Linked DNA regions of Homo sapiens: region 1 is linked to region 2. Evidence: chromatin loops called from intact Hi-C (ENCODE). Cell type or tissue: PC-9. All regions are shown on one strand. Links, peaks and the distances in the headings refer to the core of each region. The heading gives the core; the rest is flanking DNA. Region 1 holds the start of FGF19 (fibroblast growth factor 19). Region 2 overlaps ANO1 (anoctamin 1).

Region 1 (10,501 bases), core at 1,752-9,751, 490 kb after region 2:
TTCTCCTGCCTCAGCCTCCCAAGTAGCTGGGATTACAGGTGCCCACCACCACGCCCGGCTAATTTTTGTATTTTTAGTAGAGACGGGGTTTCGCCATGTTGGCCAGACTGGTCTCAAACTCCTGACCTCAAGTGATCCACCCGCCTCGGCCTCCCAGAGTGCTGGGATTACAGGTGTGAGCCGCCGTGCCCGGCCCTTCCAGTTCTTTTAAATGATTCATCCAATATTTCTTGGCAGCGTCAAGTGCCAGGCTGGCTCCGTGCAGGACACCAGGGTCATGCCCGCAAACTGCGCACTTGTATCCTCACTTCCACAGAGCTTTGTCTGAAGAGGAGACATGTAGGGTCAATTTCCACCCCAAGACATGACGTCCAGGTACCACACAGCAGAGCAGGCGGAGCTGAGGGCTGCACTCAGAAGTGGGGGCTCTCTGGCTATCTTGCTAGAGTCAGCCCAGGGTCTCCAGTGACCACTCTGGGAAGCACATGGGCAGGTCATGGGGCCAAGGAATCGAAGAGTAGGGCCAAGCCCCTAGCTGAGGCTCCGAATTTGGTCAGGGCTCTTAACTTTTTGAAAGAGCAGCTGTTTGGGTTTTCCTTTTTTTTTTTTTTTTTTTTTTCAGTGGTGGATCACAGCTCACTGCAACCTCTGCCTCCCAGGCTCAAGTGATCCTTCCACCTCAGCATCACAAGTAGCTGGGACTACAGACTCACGCCACCACGCCCGACTAATTTTTGTATTTTCTGTAGAAATGGAGTTTCGCCATGTCCCCCGGGCTGGTCTTGAACTCCTGGGCTCAAGTGATCCACCTGCCTTGGCCTCCCAAAATGTTGGGATTACAGATGTGAGCCACTGTACCTGGCCTGGTTTTGCTTCTTTTTTAAAAAAATAAAAAGAGAGTAATGATTAAATAGCTTTGTGACTCAAATTCAGCTAGAACTGCATTCAAATCCCAACTCTGCTGTTTATTGGCTTTATTTGTGACTCTGGGCAAGGAGCAGTTTCTGAGCCTCACTTTGCCCCTCTTTAGAATGGGAGCTATGAGACCCAAATACCGTGAGGCATGTAAACTGCCCAGGACAGTTCTGGGCACTTGGTGTCAGCCATCACTACCACCACCACCATGGCCAGAGGATTTCAAGCACTCAGCAAATGGTGCTGGCCAGGCCTGTCCTGGGATTTCCTAACCATCTCGGACAGAAGAAAGAAAAAAGACATTGTGGAAAGGTGGCTGAGCTTTTGGAGAGAAAAGACCCTCCCTTTGGGCATGAAGTTTGAAGAGCCATCCACTTGTGGAGTCTGGGACTCATCCTTCTCCACGAAAGGTTTATGAAGCAGACAGAGGCCAGGGCTTCTGAGAATTTCCAACCTCGATATTTTCACTTTATGGTTTTTCACGAAGTCAGCATGAACACGGTTAATGTTTTCTCATTAAGCTACTTTTTGTTTTCTTTCAGTAGCTGACATTCAAAGCCTGGGCGCATTCTTTCACGACGTTGCTACTCTGACAGCTCAACACATTCGCGATGGGAACTCATATCTGTTTTGATGAGGGAGACCAGAGGGAAAAGAGCATTCACGTACAGAAATACCCTTTGTGGCTACTTCTGTCAGCTCCTGTCCTCACAGGTGAGAAAAGTAAGGCTCACAGCACAAGCAGGCCCTCCCAGCTAGGGGAGCTCACGTCCTGGGCCTTCTGAACCGGCAGTAAAGGGAGGGCTCCGACTCCAGCTTTGCTATGCCTCATGGTGCCTGCTGGTGGTGGTGCTTACACACCAGGAGCCCCTGTCCCGGGATAAGACACAGCACAGCCTGGATTTACAAGCCCCACTGTTTGGGTTCAAATTCCAACTTCACCACTAACAGGGTGTGCGACCTTGGGTCACTCGGCCACTTTTCTGGGGCCCCCATTTCCCTCCTGCTCCATGGGGAAGGGGGAATAGAATACCATGGGGGCTCTTGCGGAGATTTGAGCTGAGAACATCCATGTGTGCTCAGGCTCACCGCAGATGTCTGGAGGAAGCTGTGCTGCCCTTTGTGTGAACAGAAGCAGGGCAGCTTCCTGAATTCCACCCTTTACACAGGGCCAGGGCCTACCTGGGGGAGAGACGACAGGGCTCAGTAATTCCAAGAGCGGACATGCGCGAGATGCGTCTCCAAGAATGTTCTCCCCTGCATGGTCTGGCAGGGGACGTTGGAAACAACCTAAACGTCCAGCAATAGGGGACAACAGATTGTATCACTCAGATGTGCTGGTGTCAAAGGCTGTGCTAGGATATTTAATCCCAAGGAAAGTGTTTACAACTGAGTTGGTGGAAAGGAGGTTACAATTCAAATGATTTTTTTTTAAGATACATACATACTTTTTTTATTATTATTTATTTTTCAGTATCACTCTGTTGCCCAGGTTGGAGTGCAGCGGTGTGATCTTGGCTCACTGCAACCTCCGCTCCCTGGGTTCAAGCGATCCTTCCACCTCAGCCTCCACAGCAGCTGGGACTGCAAGCATGCGCCACCACACCCAGCTAATTTTTGTATTTTTAGTAGAGATGGGGTTTCACCATGTTGGCCAGGCTGGTCTTGAACTCCTGACCTCAGGTGATCCACCCACCTTGGCCTCCCAAAGTGCTGGGATTACAGGAGTGAGCCACCGCACCCAGCTGAATCTCATTTTTCAAGATGAAAAGAGTTCTGGAGATGGATGGTGGCGGTGATCCACACAGCTTTATGAATGTATTAATTCCTCTGAACTGTACATTTAGAAATGGTTAGGATGGTAAATTTTATGTTGTTTATGTTTCAACACAATAAAACAACTGGAAAAAAAGTATCTATTAATGCTTATTTAAAATTCAGACACAATTTACTTTAGAATTTAATAGAAATTGCTCTGAAAAAAATGCACCTTAATTTTAAGGGAACAGCTCTATTAGTTTTGATAAATGTCATTGCCTGTGTATTCACTACCACAATAAAGATAGAGAACATTTTCATCTTCCATTTATCCTTCTCTGCTTTTTTTTTTTTTTTTTTTTTTTTTTTTTTTTTGAGACAGAGTCTCTCTCTGTTGCCCAGGCTGGAGTACAGTGGTGCGATCTCGGCTCACTGCAACCTCTGCCTCCTGGGTTCAAGCAATGCTCCTGCGTTGGCCTCCCAAAGTGCTGGGATTACAGGCATGAGCCACCACGCCCAGCCTTCTATTTACCCTTTTCTAGTGGATCTCCATCCAGCTTTTTGTCACTATATATCTTTTTCTAGAGTTGCCATTAAATTTTAAAATAAGTAATAAATGTAGCAAAGATCGCCAGAGAGCAGCATTTACAACAGTAACAATAGCTACCCTTCTGTTATGTGCTTTACATGTGCCAGGCTGTCTCTATCTTACAAATATTGGTCACTTGATAGATGGGGATGTCTTTTCTAATGCTCGTATTAACCCTGTAAATTAGCGTTCCTTTTGCTGTTTTACAAATGAGGAAATGGAATCTCAAAGAGGTCTTCCTTCTACTCTGTCACAGTCTCTGCCAATTTCTGGGCTAGCTGGGTGGCCTCATTTCAGAATAACGATGCGTATGGGGGAAGAAATGGCTGTTGGTGAATCAGAAAGTCTTGGGGGAAATAATGCATGTTCTAGCAGGTTGTAGCAAAAATACTGGGCTGAGATTCAGGAGTCCCTGGGTCTCAGCCTCCAGTTGGCCAGGAACCAGCTGTGGGGCGTGGCCTCGATCACCTCAGTGTTCACAGCTCTCTCGGTCCCACGCTACCCTGCAGTTCTTATTTTCTGATAAAGACTTTTACCACACCCAGAAGTTTCTCCAATTACAAAATAATTTTCAATCACAAGGTGGGAGCAGGGGGTTTGGGAGGGGCTCTAGGGAGTGCTTATGTAGAAGAATGCACATTTGACAGCAAAACATACATTTCTAACTGTAAAATGAAAGGAAAACTATGATTTTCATAATGTAAAAATTGGAGGTGAAGCCGAATAAGATGTTCTTAGACACTGGGACACGGGTTTAGAAATGGTGGAAATCACTCATTTGCCATAATCAGGAAGAAGGAACCTCTACACCCTCAGATGGAAGAAGGAAGACTCCAGAAAAAGGATTTACGGTTCTACAGGGCAATTAAATAAAAAAATAAAAAATGAATTAAAAAAAAAAAGCTAACATCAAATCCAGAACAAAGCCAAGCCAAGCCCTTCTGGACACCTGGGCTGGAGACCCCCATACCCCTGCATGGGTGAGCGGGACATCCAGGTGCCTTGGACCCTACCTGCTACCCATTGCCCATGCCATTCAATGAATGAAACCCCACCTGGGCGATTCAGCCGGCTTAGCCACCCAGGGGCAAATCAAACACAACCTGAAAAGCAAAGTCAGCCCAATGCAGCACACAGGTGGCTTCAGAGGTCCCGGTGTGCACAGAACAGAGTGGGAGGAGGACCTCAGCCCTTGCCACACCTCTGCTCTCGCCAGGAGAGCCCCTTGCTGGCCAGCACTGCCTTGTCCTCTGCAGGCTTGGCTCCCTCTAACCACACACACCAGGGAGCCCAGCAAACACCCAAGATCGTGTGCCTGGCCCACCTGGGGCAAACCCTCGAGGCCCGGCAGTCCATCTCTGTAACCGTCAGCTACCTCACATGAGCAGGATCCATCCCCTAAGCTCTCAGAGCATTGCTGTGCCTGTGAGATGGCCGGCACACAGCTGACCTCAAGGCCTGCCATCAACACCTTCATGAGTGCTACATCCCAGGCCCTCTCTGTCCCCTCTTCCTTGTCACCCTCAGGACAAGCCTGAGAGCAAGCTGAGAGGGCAATGGGTCAGCGGTCCACGACCTACCCAGGGAGTGGCCGGGTGTGATCCATGCTACAGTGGGTCTGACCCCGGAGCCCCTGTCCCGGGATAAGACGCAGCACAGCCTGGATTTACGAGCCCCACTGTTTGGGTTCAAATTCCAACTTCACCACTAACAGAGTGTGCGACCTTGGGTTACTCGGCCACTTTTCTGGGGCCATTTCCCTCCTGCTCCATGGGGGAGGGAGGAATAGAATACTGTGGGGGCTCTTGTGGAGATTTGAGCTGAGAACCTCCATGAAGCGCTCAGAACAGGGGCTGGGGGACAGCAGCCGCCTTCCTCATTTCCCCACCTCCCTGATCGCATCAGCCACTCTCTTCCCCATGTCCCTGGAAGGGGCTGCAGAGGGGTAGGGGTGGAACCAGAGGCTGCCATCGCCCCCACCCGGTTTGGGTCGTGTCCCCCAGTGCAGCCTCTGCCATCGCCCTCAAGAGCATTTATCACGCATTTACCACGGATCTTTAAAACGAAAGCTGCAGGGGAGGGTAATTAAGTTTAATAGGAGCCGCCGTCGATTTAAAGCCACAGGGGGGAAGTAATTAGATTTAACAGAAGCCACGGCTTTCTGAACCAAGACACACAGCGTGGGGGTCCCTGGTCTAGAAAGCCTTCGGGATGATGTCTTTTTGTAAAGACTTTCCTGGTGACATTTGCTGCGCCCTCAGTCATTAACGCCAGTCACTGACTGGGGAATGAATGTGGCCTCTGCTCATTGAAATTCATTAGGCCTGGCATTTCTCTCGCTGTCTCTCCTGTTTGCCCTCCCCATCGCCTTTGCGCTGGGCCAGGAGGGCTCTGCCCCCAAAACCAGCCTCCTGGGGCCCCACATCCAGGAGCTGGGGGTTTGGAAGAATAACAAGAAATAATTAGAGTTAAACCAAAGCCCCGTAGGAGGACCCCTTTATTCCCCGCCTGGGTATTCTCTGGATGTCGTTTTCTTTATTGGCAGGAACCGCTTCATGGAGCGGCCCCCATTTCTTTCCTCACCTGGCACCTGCCCGGACGCCAGGGGCGCCCATCACCGTTCCTGGGCCCCTTCCCGACCCCTCCCCACCAGGTAAGGCGCTCTCGACCTCCCCGACCGTGCTGTTCCTCCTGACCCCGTGCGCAGGGACTCGGGGACTCAAAAACCAGACCCCCGACACAAGACAGCTCAAAAAACGGGAAACGGAGGCCCAGGCCTCCCTCCCTGCGCCCCTGCCTCCACCACCCTCCAGCCGAGAAGCTGGGGTTCACCAATCCCGCAGCTGGCCCGCCCACCCTGCCCGAGAGCCTCCTTCCCAGTGCCCCCTTTCAGGTTGCATCTCGCGCACAGCCGCGGGGCCGGGGCGAGCGCGGAGCAGGCAGGGGCGCGGGGCCAGGAGCGCAAAGCCCAGGCGGACGCCGAGGCTGCGGCGCCACCTACAGTCCGCGCGGCTTCCATTGTTTCCCCGCCGGCCGAGAGCGCGCCCGGCCCCCCGTCGGGGGGCAATTTACCCGGATAAAAGGGGCGGGGCAGGAATTGCAAGAAGATGAAGCTGAAAGAACCTGAGACTGTCGGAACTGCCGGGGAAAATTCTACGGGACGGCTTTGACGTCAGATGTGCGGGGCTGCGAAAGTCGGGGGAGGGAGTGCGAGTGGGCTTTTAAGGGGAAGGGCACTAAGGCCGAGGTGAGGCTTTTCCCGACAGAGGGTGAAGGGGGCAAAACTCGGTGCCCCCCAACCTCTGGCCCCGGGGTTCCTGACCCCGCCCCCGCTAGTGCCCCACGCCGAGTGCATCCACTGGGAGCCTGAGGCCTGGGGGAAGGGCCCCAGTTGTCGATTGCTTTACAAAGTCAAACTCTCCCAGCCAAGAACCTCGGGGCCGCTGCGCGGTGGGGAGGAGTTCCCCGAAACCCGGCCGCTAAGCGAGGCCTCCTCCTCCCGCAGATCCGAACGGCCTGGGCGGGGTCACCCCGGCTGGGACAAGAAGCCGCCGCCTGCCTGCCCGGGCCCGGGGAGGGGGCTGGGGCTGGGGCCGGAGGCGGGGTGTGAGTGGGTGTGTGCGGGGGGCGGAGGCTTGATGCAATCCCGATAAGAAATGCTCGGGTGTCTTGGGCACCTACCCGTGGGGCCCGTAAGGCGCTACTATATAAGGCTGCCGGCCCGGAGCCGCCGCGCCGTCAGAGCAGGAGCGCTGCGTCCAGGATCTAGGGCCACGACCATCCCAACCCGGCACTCACAGCCCCGCAGCGCATCCCGGTCGCCGCCCAGCCTCCCGCACCCCCATCGCCGGAGCTGCGCCGAGAGCCCCAGGGAGGTGCCATGCGGAGCGGGTGTGTGGTGGTCCACGTATGGATCCTGGCCGGCCTCTGGCTGGCCGTGGCCGGGCGCCCCCTCGCCTTCTCGGACGCGGGGCCCCACGTGCACTACGGCTGGGGCGACCCCATCCGCCTGCGGCACCTGTACACCTCCGGCCCCCACGGGCTCTCCAGCTGCTTCCTGCGCATCCGTGCCGACGGCGTCGTGGACTGCGCGCGGGGCCAGAGCGCGCACAGTGAGTGCCCGCCAGCACCCCCGCCCGCCCCGCCGCGCGCACCCCACCCCGCTGCGCGCGCCCCACCCCAGCGCCCTTCCTTCCTTTGCCACCCTTAGGCTCCTGCGGACCCCTCAACTCCTGGGAACCCCAGGTTTTGGCACCTGGACGTTAGGATCCCTCCGTTAGTCCCCAAACAGCGCGGGACGCTAGGGAGAAGCACAGGCTTGTGGACCGACCGCACCCACGTGGTGCGGGCCCAGCGGTCCTTGCTGCAGCTTCTCGCTTCCCCTGCGCCTAGGTTTGCTGGAGATCAAGGCAGTCGCTCTGCGGACCGTGGCCATCAAGGGCGTGCACAGCGTGCGGTACCTCTGCATGGGCGCCGACGGCAAGATGCAGGGGCTGGTAAGTGTCCCCACGGGGCGGATGCGCCGGGGCGGGGGACCGGCGCCTGTCCCCGGGCGGAGGCCTGAAGGAGAGAAAGGCGCTGGTTCGAATCCAGGGTTTCCTCGCCTCCTCCGCCCAGACCCGCGTGCAACTTCGAGGGAAAGATTGCAAAGACCGATTAAGTGCATGTCCGACGATTTCCTACGGAAATTTAGGGTCTCAGCCAGCAGCCAGAGAATAGGCAAAAGCTGCCTTTGCATTTCCAATTGAGTCAAAGGCCGGCCTAGCCGGACCGAGGAAACCCATTATTCGGCCTCCTTTGATATTAAACAGGAAAACCCACCTCGGGCCTTTTCAGCCTCTGCCTGCGCGTGTGTGGTCCTCGCCTCCGTTTCCCTCCCTCCAGTATAAAAGAAGAAAAAAAGAATGGGAAAGAAAAAAGAGGATCTACCCATAACTTTCCTTTAAAAACAAATCAATTGTCAAGCAAGGCAGAAAACAGTGCATTTGGGATAGGAGAGATTTTTTTTTTAGAATTAATTTTTAATCTACCAGGAGCACGGTGTGGCTTAGACGCAGATGCGCTGGAGTCATGTTGCGCCAGGGGAGTGCTTTTCCTCCTGCGGGCCTCACCTGTCCTGTAAACGCTTTCTGGTGGGGGCAGGGGGTGGGGGCTGGCAGGGAAGGCCCAGGTAACCGCAGAGGTCCCGGGGCCGGAAGTGTACGAGCGCTGGGGCTCTGGTGGCCGGGAACAAAGGCTGGGAGTTCAAAGGAACGAACCCGCGCCCCTCCCGCGGCCCCGCGCGCAGAGGAGGCTGTGTGAGGTCTCGGCCCGCGCAGGCCTCACACGCAGCCCCGGACTCCCTGGCGGAGCAGGGGCCAGGGCGGGGGTGGCCGCGCCTGCCCGGGGCCCCCACCCCAGAAAGGATGCAGAGGCGGGGCCGCCTCCGGCCCAACCAGCTCCTTTGTGAACAGCGGGACAAAGCATTTTAGAGTCTCAAAATTGCTCGGTGCCTCTGCCGTGCTCCGTGTACTCGGAGCGCCTGTTTCAGGTTTTATGGCGGAGTCCTGCGTGAGAGGACTGCAGAGAAAGGGGGTGGTCGGCACGCTGGACGCTGACTCCCACCCAGAGCCGCTCCAAACCCACCCTTGCAACTTTAATTTTGACATTTACTATGGCAGGGGGTGTGGGGGTTCCTAATGATGGGAGGCCAGCAGGGGACGTCAACCTAACCCGCCATTCTGCCCAAATTGGGGGTTGGGTCACCTGAAATCCCTCTGTGCCTTTTTTTTTTTTTTTTTTTTTTTTTTTTGGCAGAGTCTTGCTCTGTCGCCCAGGCTGGAATGCAGTGGCCAGATCTCGGCTCACTGCAACCTGTGCCTCCCAGGTTCAAGCGTTTCTGCTACCTCAGCCTCCCATGGAGCTGGGATTACAGGTACCCACCACCAAGCCCAGCTACCTTTTGTATTTTGGGTAGAGATGGGGTTTCACCATGTTGGTGGCCAGGCTGGTCTTGAACTCCCGACCTCAAGTGATCCGGCCGTCTCGGCCTCCCAAAGTGCTTTGGGATTAGAGGTGTGAGCCACCGCGCCCAGCCCCCTTTGTGCCTCTTGATCCCCTGTGCATGGTCTAACAGAAATTGAGGATCTTTTTTTTTTTTTTTTTTTTTTTGAGACGGAGTCTCGCTTGCTCTGTCGCCCAGGCTGGAGTACAGTGGTATGATCTTGGCTCACTGCAACCTCCACCTGCGGGGTTCAAGCAATTCTCCTGCCTCAGCCTCCCAAGTAGCTGGGATTACGGGCACCGTGCCACCATGACCGGCTAGTTTTTTTGTATTTTTAGTAGAGATGAGGTTTCACCATCCTGGCCAGGCTGGTCTCGAACTCCTGACATCACGATCTGCCTGCCTCAGCCGCCCAAAGTGCTGGGATTACAGGCATGAGCCACCTCGCCTGGCCTCTTTCTTAAATAAAAATGCCACATTCTTCTAGAAACTTGAAGTCATTTCGTTTTCTGTATGGAGAAAGTGATACTAATTTCTCCCAAAGGACAAGCCAAGTAAATAGAAGAAGGTCCTCCAATCATTCGGTTTTGTGTTCCTTGTTTATTGATCATTTGGCATTTTTGGGAGTTTGGGAGAAATCACGCTTGCTGTCCGATGCTTTGTCCCAGCCATCCGTGGGCTCGGCAGGAGCCTGGGTTGCTGCAATGAGCCTCTTATCAGGAGCTTATTAGCACAGGTACCTCGTCACCCACCTGCAGTTCAGTGACCTTTGCAGACTTAGGCAGGAACCTGACTGAGGCCGTCCTGCAGTGTGTTTACTGCCCAGCCCTTCCGGCTCCCGCCTGCGCCTGTCCTGGGTCGCCAAGGGGTAATGACACCGGTGTGGGATGGCACTTGCCCACTGGCACCTCTCAACCCCGTGGACTATGAATGTTCTAAGACAAGGCTTCCCTCAGCACACATTTCCGGCCACCAGCTGGGCGCCGGCCTGGCCTGGCCTGGCCTGGGGGAGGGGCTGCTGAGATCTGCCTCCTGGCAGCCTGCCTGGAAGGCCCTTGGTGACTGAATGGAGGAGACAGCGGGGCTGATGGTTCTCAGAACTGCTGCAGACCAGAAGGCCTTAGAATGATAAAGGCACACAGTGATTTCTGAGATAGGTGGGGAACAGATGCTTTCATCTGGGACCCAGATCGGATCACACGCAATTTATTTAAAAGACCTATCCTAAGATGACAACCCAGTTTATCAGTGTTTCC
Region 2 (10,501 bases), core at 866-8,865:
ACACAACACAACACAACACTACACAACAACACTAAGGTAGGTGCCAGGTGCGGGGCCTTTCCCTTCCCTGAGTGCAGCTCCTGCAGGCAGCCAGAAGAGGGCAGCAGCCACCAACAAGCAAAAGCAGGAGAAAGAATTTCTGCTGCCGAGGTTGGAACCAGGTCCGGGTAGTGGCTACAGCCACTGTGAGAAGGGAGTTTGAGGGAATATTTAGGACGTGCTCATTCAGTGTCTGAGTCCTGGCTACAGAAGTGGGATTTTGTTTTTGTTTTTGGAGACAAATTCTCTGTTGCCCAGGTTGGGGTACAGTGACATAATCACGGCTCACTGCAGCCTTGATCTCTCAGGCTCAAGCCATCCTCCCACCTCAGCCTCCCAAGTAGCTGGGACTACAGGTGCATGCCACAACACCTGACTAATTTTTAGCTTTTTTTTAAAAAAAATTTATTTTTTGTAGAGACAGGGTCTTGCCATGTTGCCCAGGTTGGTCTCAAACTCTTGAACTCAAGGTTGCACCACTGCACTCCTCTCACCTCAGCCTCCCAAAGTGCTGGGGTTACAGGCGTGAGCCACTGTGCCCAGCCCCAAAAGTGTGTATTTTTTTGTGGAAGTTGCTTGACTGTACACTTTTGTGCAATTTTCTCTATGTTTTACTTTAATGAAAATTGTGTGAGGAAGAGGGGGAGAAGGGAAGGGAAATGGACAATAGTAAATACATGACTTGGCAGGGCTGAGGAAATGAGGTGTTTGCTGAGCCTTTGCCCCATGGCTGCATTCTGGGCAGGCTCTGGCAGGGGCAGCAGACACCATCCCATCTGAGGAAGCCAGATGAAAATGCCTGGGCTGGTCCCATGTCTCCAGGCATAAGCTGTCTCTTTGCCTTTTGCTCTTCTGCCAAGGCTGTGTGAGTGAGTGGGGGTGAACTGCTTGCTGTGAGCATGTCTTCAGGTCAGAAGGCATCAGATTTACCTTCCACTACCCCCTTACCTCCTCCACCAACACTCCTGCTAACTTGATCCTGAGGCCCATTCATCTCAAAGGCAAAAAGACCCAATTGTCAGTCTATTTTCCATCCATCCACCCATACATGCATCTATCCATCCATCCATCCACCCATCCATCCATCCATCCACCCACCCATCCATCCATCCATCCACCTATCTATCTATCCATCCGTCCATCCACCTATCCATCCATCCATCTACTCACCCATCTACCCATCCATTCATCCTTCCACCCATCCATCCACACATCTATCCATCCATCCACACATCCATCCATACATCCATCCTTTCACCCATTCATCCGTCCACACATCCATCCACCCATCCACCATCCATCCATCCATTCATCCAGCATCCATCCATCCATCTATCCATCCATCCACACATCCATCCATCCTTCTATCCATTCATCTATCCATCCACCATCCATCTACCATCTACCCACCCATCTACCATCCATCCACACATCCATCCATCCATCCACCCAATCAATGCATCCATTCACCCACACATCCACTCACTCATCCACCATCCATCCATCCATTCACACATCCATCCACTCGATCCCTTCATCCATTCACACATCCATTCAATCAATGCATCCATTCACCCACACATTCACTCATCCACCATCCATCCATCCATTCACCCAGTCCATCCATCCGTCCACCCAATCCATCCATCCACTTACACATCCATCCACCCAATCCATCCACACATCCATCCAACCATCCACCATCCATCCATCCATCCATCCATCCATCCATCCATCCACACATCCATTCATTCACCCAATCCATCCATCCATCCACACATCCATTCATTCACCCAATCCATCCATCCATCCATCCATCCACTCATCCATCCATCCATCCATTCATCCATCCATCCATCCATTCATCTACCATCCATCCATTCATCCACCATCCATCCATCCATCCATCCACACATCCATTCATTCACCCAATCCATCCATCCATCCACACATCCATTCATTCACCCAATCCATCCATCCATCCATCCATCCATCCATCCATCCATCCATCCATCCACACATCCATTCATTCACCCAATCCATCCATCCATCCACACATCCATTCATTCACCCAATCCATCCATCCATCCATCCATCCATCCATCCATCCATTCATCCACCATCCATCCATCCACATATCCATCCATCCATCCACACATTTATCCATCCACCCATCCACCATCCATCCATCCATCCATCCATCCATCCACCCACACATCCATCCATCAATCTATCCATCCATCCATGCTTCCATCCATCCATCCATCTGTCCACCACCCAAACGTTCATCCGTCTATCCCCCATCCATCTATCCATCTAATCCTTGCTTGCTTATTCATTAATTCAGCACTTTCTGGTGCCTCCTCTGTGCCTGGCACTGTGCCAGTACTTCCTTCTGGCCTGTTTTCTGGTAAGTGTTAGCATTTATGTTCTTTGCTGTGGCTCTTACAAAACATGGGCAGGTAAATGTTGCCTGACATGTGAGGACACATATCACCTGGGGTCAGGGGCACACAAATGACTCCTGGGGGCCTGAAGATGAGTGTGTAGGATTTGGTGATGTGAGTGCTTTGGGCAGGGCTCTGAGTCCAGCCTTGGGGTGGAGACAGCCCTGCTTCAAGCACACACTTTGGCCAAGCTCTCAATCCCACTGCTGGTTCCAGATCCACAGACAGGGACCTTGGTCTGAGGCTTGTCTAGGGAGGCCCCAGCCTCAGCTGCCCCCATAGCCAGTGGGCAGGCATGTTTGGGAGGGTGAGGAGACTCAGGAAGGGCAGGCCCCACCGGGCTGCAGTCGAATGTGAGCATGAGACCTGGCGAACGTGGGGCTGTGCAGCAGAAGGTGTGATTTCTCAGCAGAACATGCAAACGTGGACTTTAAATGCCTGGTTTTCATATATTAAATTAACTTCAAAAGTTAACATGTGCTGAACCTACCGAACAGAGGTTGTCTTGGGCTTGATGCTATTCATGGTCCACCTCCACCCTCAGAGGAGAGCAGCGGAACCTGCATGGCCGGCCACCAGTGTGTCATTGCCAGGCCTGGTGGTGCAGCCGGTGCCCTCAGACCTCAGGGCCCGCTGGGCTCGCCCCCAACCCTGCCCCCAGCCACACTACTCTAGGGACCAGTAGTAGAAGACTTTTTGTGCCAGGCTCCTGGGTCCAAGGGGTGATGTGCTGCCAGCTTGTGGATGGCTGCAGTGGAGCCCTGAGCCTCTCTGAGCCTCCTGTGCCCATCTGTATAATAGCGGCACTGGCTGCAGTTTCCACCCTACAGCAGCCATGACCCCAAACATAAGTCAGATCCCATCACTGCCCTCATAGACACTGCCCAGCCCTGCCCATGGCACCTACCACCAAGTTCAAAGTCTTCACTCAGCCGGAGCCCTGCATGAGTCGTCTCTAGCCACCTCTCCTGCGTCTCCTGTCACCTCCCTGCCCCTCTGCTCCTGGAGCTCGTCCAGCAGCTGCTGCCTTGGCCTGTGCACCGACTGTTGTGTGTTTCTGGCTCCTTGTTGCTCAAGTCCCAAGGGGCCTCCCTGCGCAGTGTAGTCACTCACCCTCAGTCAGTCACACTCCCTGCTGGATTTTCATCAGCGCTCCCTTTTCTGAAGTTGTCTGGTTCCACGGTTGATTTTCTGGTTCAGCATTGGACTTCCTTTGTGAGAATGTCATGTGGGAGGGAAGGGGCTGTGTCCTTGTTCTTCACCCTTCTCGTCCTAGTGCCTGACACACAGTGGGAGTTCATTTTTTTTTGGTGTGTGTGTGTATATATATATATATATATATATATATATATATATATATTTTTTTTTTACTTAGAGACTGGGTTTCACTCTGTTGGCCAGGCTGGTCTTGAACTCCTGGCCTCAAGTCATCCACCTCGGCCTCCCAAAGTGCTAGAATTACAGACGTGAGCCACTGCACCTGGTCTAATTTTTATTTATTTTTTGAGACAGGGTTTTGCTCTGTTGCCCAGGCTGCAGTGCAGTGATGCAATCATAGCTCACTGCAGCCTTGACCTCCTGGGCTCAAGTGATTCTCCTACCTCACTCTCTCGAGTAGCTGGGGCCACAGGTGCCCGCCACCATGCCCAGCTAATTTTTTTATTTCTTGTAGAGACAGGGTCTTGCTATGTTGCCCAGGCTGGTCTCGAACTCCTGGGCTCAAGCAATCCTTCTGTCTGGGCCTCTCAATGCAGTAATCCCTCATGTGGGATTACCAGCATGAGCCGCTGCACTTGGCCTACAGTAGGAGTTCAATAAATGTTTCTTGAATGTTCCATACATGTTTATGAGGTCTGGCCTTCAGACTTGGCATTAAAGCGCCCTGAGATCTTGGTCAAGAGCCTGTTTCCTCATCTATCAGATGTGGCTGAAGGTCCCCACCTGTGCCCTCCCAGGCTCTGGGAGGACCCATGGAGACAGGAGGGCAGAGGGAAGGGGTTCCCGCGATGCCAATCCTGGGTGCCGTTCTCCCTGAGCCCTCCCTACAGGATTGAGAAAGTGGGTGCCGTTCTCCTTGGGCCCTCCCTACAGGATCGAGAATGTGGGGCCCAAGCTTTAGGAGGATGCGCCTGACCAAGGTGGCAAGGCGCTGTGCTGAGGAGAGCCAGCACAAGGGGGCGCCCGAGGCCTGCCACAGGTCGAAAGAGGCCCTGCCTTGTCCTGGCGGTGAAGGGAAGGTGGCCGACGCCGAGGGCCGCACAAGGACACTGTCCCCAGCCCGAAGCGCCATACTGCTTTGCTGACGCTGTTAAAAATATACGTTCTTTTATGAAGTGATAGTGATTATAGGTGACGGTTCTAAAAAAATGTCCCCACTTGCCCAAATGAAAACATTGACAACCCAAGGTCAGTCCCAAAACGTTTTGAAGAAATTTGGGGTCCATGAAACCCTAAATACTAGTCTGTTGGGTTGTGGGATCAGAGGTCGAGATATGGGATTCTTGGAAGAGCCTGCTAGAAAGTGTGACCACAATCCCCCATCCCAACATACACACACACACACACACACACACACACACAAACACAGAGGAATATGTGGTACATCTGTGCATACACACAAGCACACTCAGACACCAGTACATATGCACACACACCAGCACACATGCACACACACACTAGCATATATGCACACACACCAGCACATATGCACACACACACCAGCACATATGCACACACACAAGCACACATGCATACACACACTAGCATATATGCAGACACCAGCACACATGCACACACACACACCAGCACATATGCACACACACTAGCATATATGCACACATATCAGCACATATACACACACACCAGCACACATGCACACACACACCAGCACATATGCACACACACACCAGCACACATGCACACACACACGCCAGCACACATGCACACACAGCACATATGCATACACACAGCACACATGCACACACACACCAGCACATATGCGCACACACAGCATATATGCACACACACCAGCACATATGCACACACACACAGCACATATGCACACACAGCACATATGCACACACACCAGCACATATGCACACACACCGGCACATATGCACACACACAGCACATATGCATATACAAACACAGGCAAAGGCAAACACGTGTGTGAACCCTGGGGTGATGCACACTGACATGGTTTGGCTCTGTCCCCACCTGAATCTCATGTTAAATTGTAATCCCCACGTGTCGAGGGCGGGACCTGGTGGGAGGTGGTTGAATCATGAGGCGCATTTCCGCCATGCTGTTCTTGTGATAGTGGGTGAGTTCTCACAACATCTGATGGTTTGAAAATGTGGCACTTGTCCCCTTTGCTCGCTCTCTCCTGCTCCACCATTGTGAAGACGTGCTTGCTTCCCCTTTGCTTTCTGCTACGATCGTTAAGTTTCCTGAGACCTCTCAGTCATGCCTCCTGTTAAGCATGCAAAAGTGTGAGTCAATTAAACCTCTTTTCTTCGTAAATTATCCAGTCTCAGGTAGTTCTATTTATTTATATATTTTTTGAGATGGGGTCTAACTCTGTCACCCAGATTGGTGTGCTATGGCATGATCTCGGTTCACTGCAGCCTTTGCTTCCCAGGTTCAAGTGATTCTCCTGCCTCAGCCTCCCCAGTAGCTGAGATGACAGGTGTGCGCCACCATGCTCGACTAATTTTTATGTAACTTTTTTTTTTGGAGAGATGGGATTTTGCCATGTTGGCCAGGCTGGTCTTGAACTCCTCACCTCCAGCAATCCACCCGCCTTGTCCTCCCAAAGTGCTGGGATTACAGGTGTGAGCCACCACACCTGGGCTCAGGTAGTTCTTTATAGCAGTGTGAGAACGGATAATACATACATAAACCATGCAAACACATAAACACAGGCATTCACAAGTACACACACGCACTGTATACACACGTGCATGCACACATAGACATATACACACACATGCATATATGCACACGTGTCCACATGCACACACACCTGCACCCATATGCAAATACAAGCAAATACAAATGCATACATACACACGTGATGTACACAAACATGTAAAGACACAGGCACATGCACACAAGCAAATGCGAACATGCGTGCACATGATGCATGCAAAACACATGCAAATGAATAGGCACACACATGTGCATGCACAAATGCACACACGTACAGAAAGATGAAGTCCCAAGAACATTTAGAGCCATGCGCAGGCCGGCACCAAAGGAAAGAGATGCCTGTCCGTCAGTGCTGAGTTTGCAGGGTCACTGGACTCTGGGGACGGCCTGTGAGTTTCCCAGGCAGACGTCAGGCAGACAGCATTCAAGTGAGAAAAGTGTCGTATATTCAAATTTATTTAGATGAATGTCCAGCCACAGTCCTCTGTGGATTTGTGTACATTCACTTTTTAAAAAAATGGTTTCCATAAAAGGATTTTTGGTAATTGCCTAATTTTTAATACAGTATTTATATACAAAACCCACTTCAAACTACTTACTGTACAAGAGAAAAGAGAAGCATCAGATTGCATGATTTTAGCAAATAATGGAAATGTACGACACCTATGAACTTTGACCACAGTTGGCAGATTAAAGGGAATGTAACATCACATCAATGAGATCTTCAAGACAAATTTATTTCTATTTTTCCTCCTGGCCTTTGCTAAAATGATGTTTCTCTTGGTGCTTGAGAAATTTCAGAGAGTTGTTTAGTATCATTGCTGCAAATTTAGATCACTCATATCATTTATGAGACTTGGTTTTATACACTTTTAAAATAATTGTCCAACAGTGACATTCCTGTGAGTAAAAATATAGAGAAGTGTTACCAAAATATAAGCCTTTATTAATAAAAATCTTTGGTAGTAACAGTATTTTAAATTCCTCTCAACGATATTTGGTTAACTAATAAACTCCCTCCACCTTTGAGCTACAGAAAAAAAATCCTCAATCTACCATATAATTGATATTTGAAAAAAAACCCATAAATATTCTAAAGCTTCCAGGGGACCCCTGGAAGCCCTAAGACTTCTTGAAACCCTGACACCATCTGTGGAAATGCTTCCGAGGTCATCTCTCTCTGCCCATTTTCTGGTCAACCGGTTTTGTCCCATAAGGAAGATGAACAACTCTGAGGTCGGCTTGGTGTGATGGGGGCAGGTGTGTGGCTGACAGTGGGGAGCCTGCTGGGGACGCCAAGGGTGCTGTTTCCTGCTTAATCAGGGACACCTCTGTCCCCTTCTAGCTTTCCAGGGATAACTGGGATGCTCCCACGCCCCCTGTGTGGCTCAGGGATGAGGCACTTCTCTCTCAGCCACTCAACTGATGGAAGGAAAAGGCGATGGAAAGTCTAACTTTTCTGAAACAGGTAGGTGACACCTTTTGGAACCGGAATCAATCATTATTCTTGCGTGGGTTTTCCATTTTCCCTGAAGCATCGCACCAGCTTTTGCGCGATGCCTCGGCTTACCATTTTGCATCTATCTTAAGGAATTAGGAGGATTCAGAGGAGGGTTTCTACGGGCCTCTGCTCACTTTTCACCTCTAGGGAGACTCAAGTTTCCAAGCATTCTTTCTGCAAAGCACCTGCCTTTGCTACCTTATTGCCGTATTACCAGCCATCATTTTGATTCATCTTGAATACTACAGATTAAAAAATATTCCCTGCATAATGGCTTTGTGCAAAAACAAGGGAAAGAAAACAGAAAGAAGAAAGGAAAATGTCCTATCAGAAAGTGGTCCTCCATGTTTGCAGAAAACCCAGGACCCACCGGGCCCTGGTGGGAGCGGGAAGCCGCCTGCCCTGGGAGAGGGTGCCCATCGGTCAGGATGCCCGGCTGGCCTGCCCAGCCCCGCTGGCATAGCTACAGGACGCCCCCGTGGTAGGCATGGCTGGGGGCTGGGCTGCCGAGGCTGTCTGGGCAGGCTTTGGTGTTGTGGTGGTTGCACGGCGGCTCGTCCTTCTGCCGCTCCTTCTCCATCCAGGTTTCCAGCAGCTGCTGCTTGTCTTGCTCCTCCCGCATGAACAGCTCCACCATGAGCACCTTCTCCTTGTGGATCTGCTGGCTGATGTCCTTGGGGATGTCCGGGATGACCCAGTCCACAAAGTCGCTCATGAACATGACCAGGTTCTGGAAGGAGAGGCAACGCGTGGCAGAAGGGAGGATGGCGCCTGGGGAAGTGCTCCTGACCTCTCTGCCTGGCCCCCATCTGGTGGAGTGCCACCCCACCACCTCCTGGCCCATTGACCTCCCTGGGCCTCAGTTTTCCAGAAGCTATAAAGGAGGCATAGAACCACCCGGCAGGCCTCTGGGAAATGTTGGCCGACTTTCTCGAACAAATCTGAACTCAGTAATTGGGAAAATCATCTGAGTCATTCTGAATTCTTTGATCAGGAGACTCAGGAAGTGACCTGATGGATCACACATCGCCAAATCTAACGAGCATCGAGCCTTTGGGGAAAAACATGAAACTGGAAATAGCCACAAATGGATCAAACTTTTACAGTTTGCAAAGCGTCCCAGGGTCTCCCTGAACATCTACCACCTCCACGGAGACATTTCTGGTGGATAGAAGGCAACATAAGTCAGTTTTTATGGAAAAACGGAATCTTCTTGTTTGCTGAACATCTGTCCAGCAAGCACGTGTGAGCACCCCCGGCTGAGCAGGTTCCCGCCACGGGCGGTGCTGGTGCCCCCTGGATTGGTGTCTTCTCCTGGTTGGTGCTCCCAGTCCCCAGCTGGGGCTGGGGTTGGCTGCTCACGCTCGCAGCTGCAGAACTTATGCCCCATCCCATCTCCCTCTTCCCAGCCTGGTCAGCCCAAAGCAGTGACTGGTCCATCTAGGGGCTGCCTTGCCTCCAGGTGAGGCCAGGTCTGGGGTGCCATGCCTGCTCCGGGGCTCCCTTGGGATAAGGCTGGGCTGTCTCTGGCCGAGACCCCTCCTTGCTGGGCTCTCAGGCTCTGGTCTGCGGAACCCAGCCCCACACACCTTTTGCACTGCTTGCTGTGAAAAGCTGATGGATGGGGCCACTGAGCTTAGAGGAGTGGAAGGGCCTGCCCTGTGACAGAACTGGGACTTGAACCCAGTCTTGGGGATTCCAGAATCAGAGCCCTTGGCCCACTGCCTTCCTAGCATCGACTTAATCGAGACTAGAGGGACACCTGCGAGCAGAATCTTGGCGGTGCCCACAGCCCAGGATACTGCCTCTCTGGGACCTCAGCTGCCGGTGCACAGCTGGCACCCTAGCCTGGGGTCCCGCTCCACTGGGAGTCCCTCTGGCCTCAGAGAGTTGGCCCAGACCCCTCCCTAGAGACTGGGCCAGCTGGGGCTGGGTCCCCTGGCTGCTGGCTGCAGCTGGGGTCATCTGACAGCCCACTGCCCTCCTGTCTGTCCTGACTCTGCCTGCTACCACAGACATGGTGTGAGAATGAGAGGGACAGAGGTGGGGTCCCCTTTCTCCATGTCTTTCTTCCTTCCTTCCTTCCTTCCTTCCTTCCTTCCTTCCTTCCTTCCTCCCTCCCCCTCCTCGTCCTCCTCCTCCTCCTCTCCTTCTCCTTCTTTTCTCTCTCTCTCTTTTTTGAGATGGAGTTTCACTCTTGTTGCTCAAGCTGGAGTGTAGTGGCACGATCTCGGCTCACTGCAACCTCTGCCTCCTGGGTTCAAGTGATTCTCTTGCCTCAGCCTCCTGAGTAGCTGGGATTACAGGTGTGCACCACCACACCCGGCTAATTTTTGATATTTTTAGTAGAGACAGGGTTTCACCATGTTGGCCAGGCTGGTCTTGAACTCCTGACCTCAGGTGATCCACCTGCCTCGGTCTCCCAAAGTGCTGGGATTACAGGTGTGAGCCACTGTGCCTGGCCCCTGTCTCTTTCAATAAAGACACTTCTACTGGATTAAACCCACCAGCGAGTCAGAACCCTTCTGCCGGTGCTCATCCGGCCCCTCTATTGGCCTTCCTCTCTCATGAGGTTGTCTTGGGC

What was found. Peaks named below come from ENCODE experiments on the same cell type or tissue, not always from the same donor. Only the 100,000 strongest peaks of a DNase experiment are listed, where the experiment ranks them.
Region 1: a loop joins it to region 2, with 8 times the contacts of the local background. A loop is called at or near these places in 24 of 110 quality-filtered maps.

What each region holds. Positions count from the first base shown.
Region 1 is chr11:69,700,518-69,711,018 of GRCh38, reverse strand. It overlaps FGF19 (fibroblast growth factor 19), which reads left to right and starts at 6,997. Exons shown (of 3, transcript NM_005117.3): 1 at 6,997-7,374; 2 at 7,655-7,758. The coding sequence starts at 7,143. RefSeq lists enhancers at 4,057-4,686, 5,226-5,588, 9,726-10,501 and a promoter at 4,727-6,924. In PC-9, for the core only: CTCF peaks have their summits at 6,108 and 6,311; a DNase peak (open chromatin) is centred at 6,748; H3K4me3 peaks cover 1,305 bases; H3K27ac peaks cover 663 bases.
Region 2 is chr11:70,185,884-70,196,384 of GRCh38, reverse strand. It overlaps ANO1 (anoctamin 1), which reads right to left. Exons shown (of 26, transcript NM_018043.7): 26 at 6,855-8,647. The coding sequence ends at 8,381. Among named protein-coding and RNA genes, the nearest start is that of FADD, 12 kb to the left of the region's middle. RefSeq lists a silencer at 1-282 and an enhancer at 4,413-4,472. In PC-9, for the core only: CTCF peaks have their summits at 4,453 and 4,656 (motif pointing right); a DNase peak (open chromatin) is centred at 4,684; H3K27ac peaks cover 1,148 bases.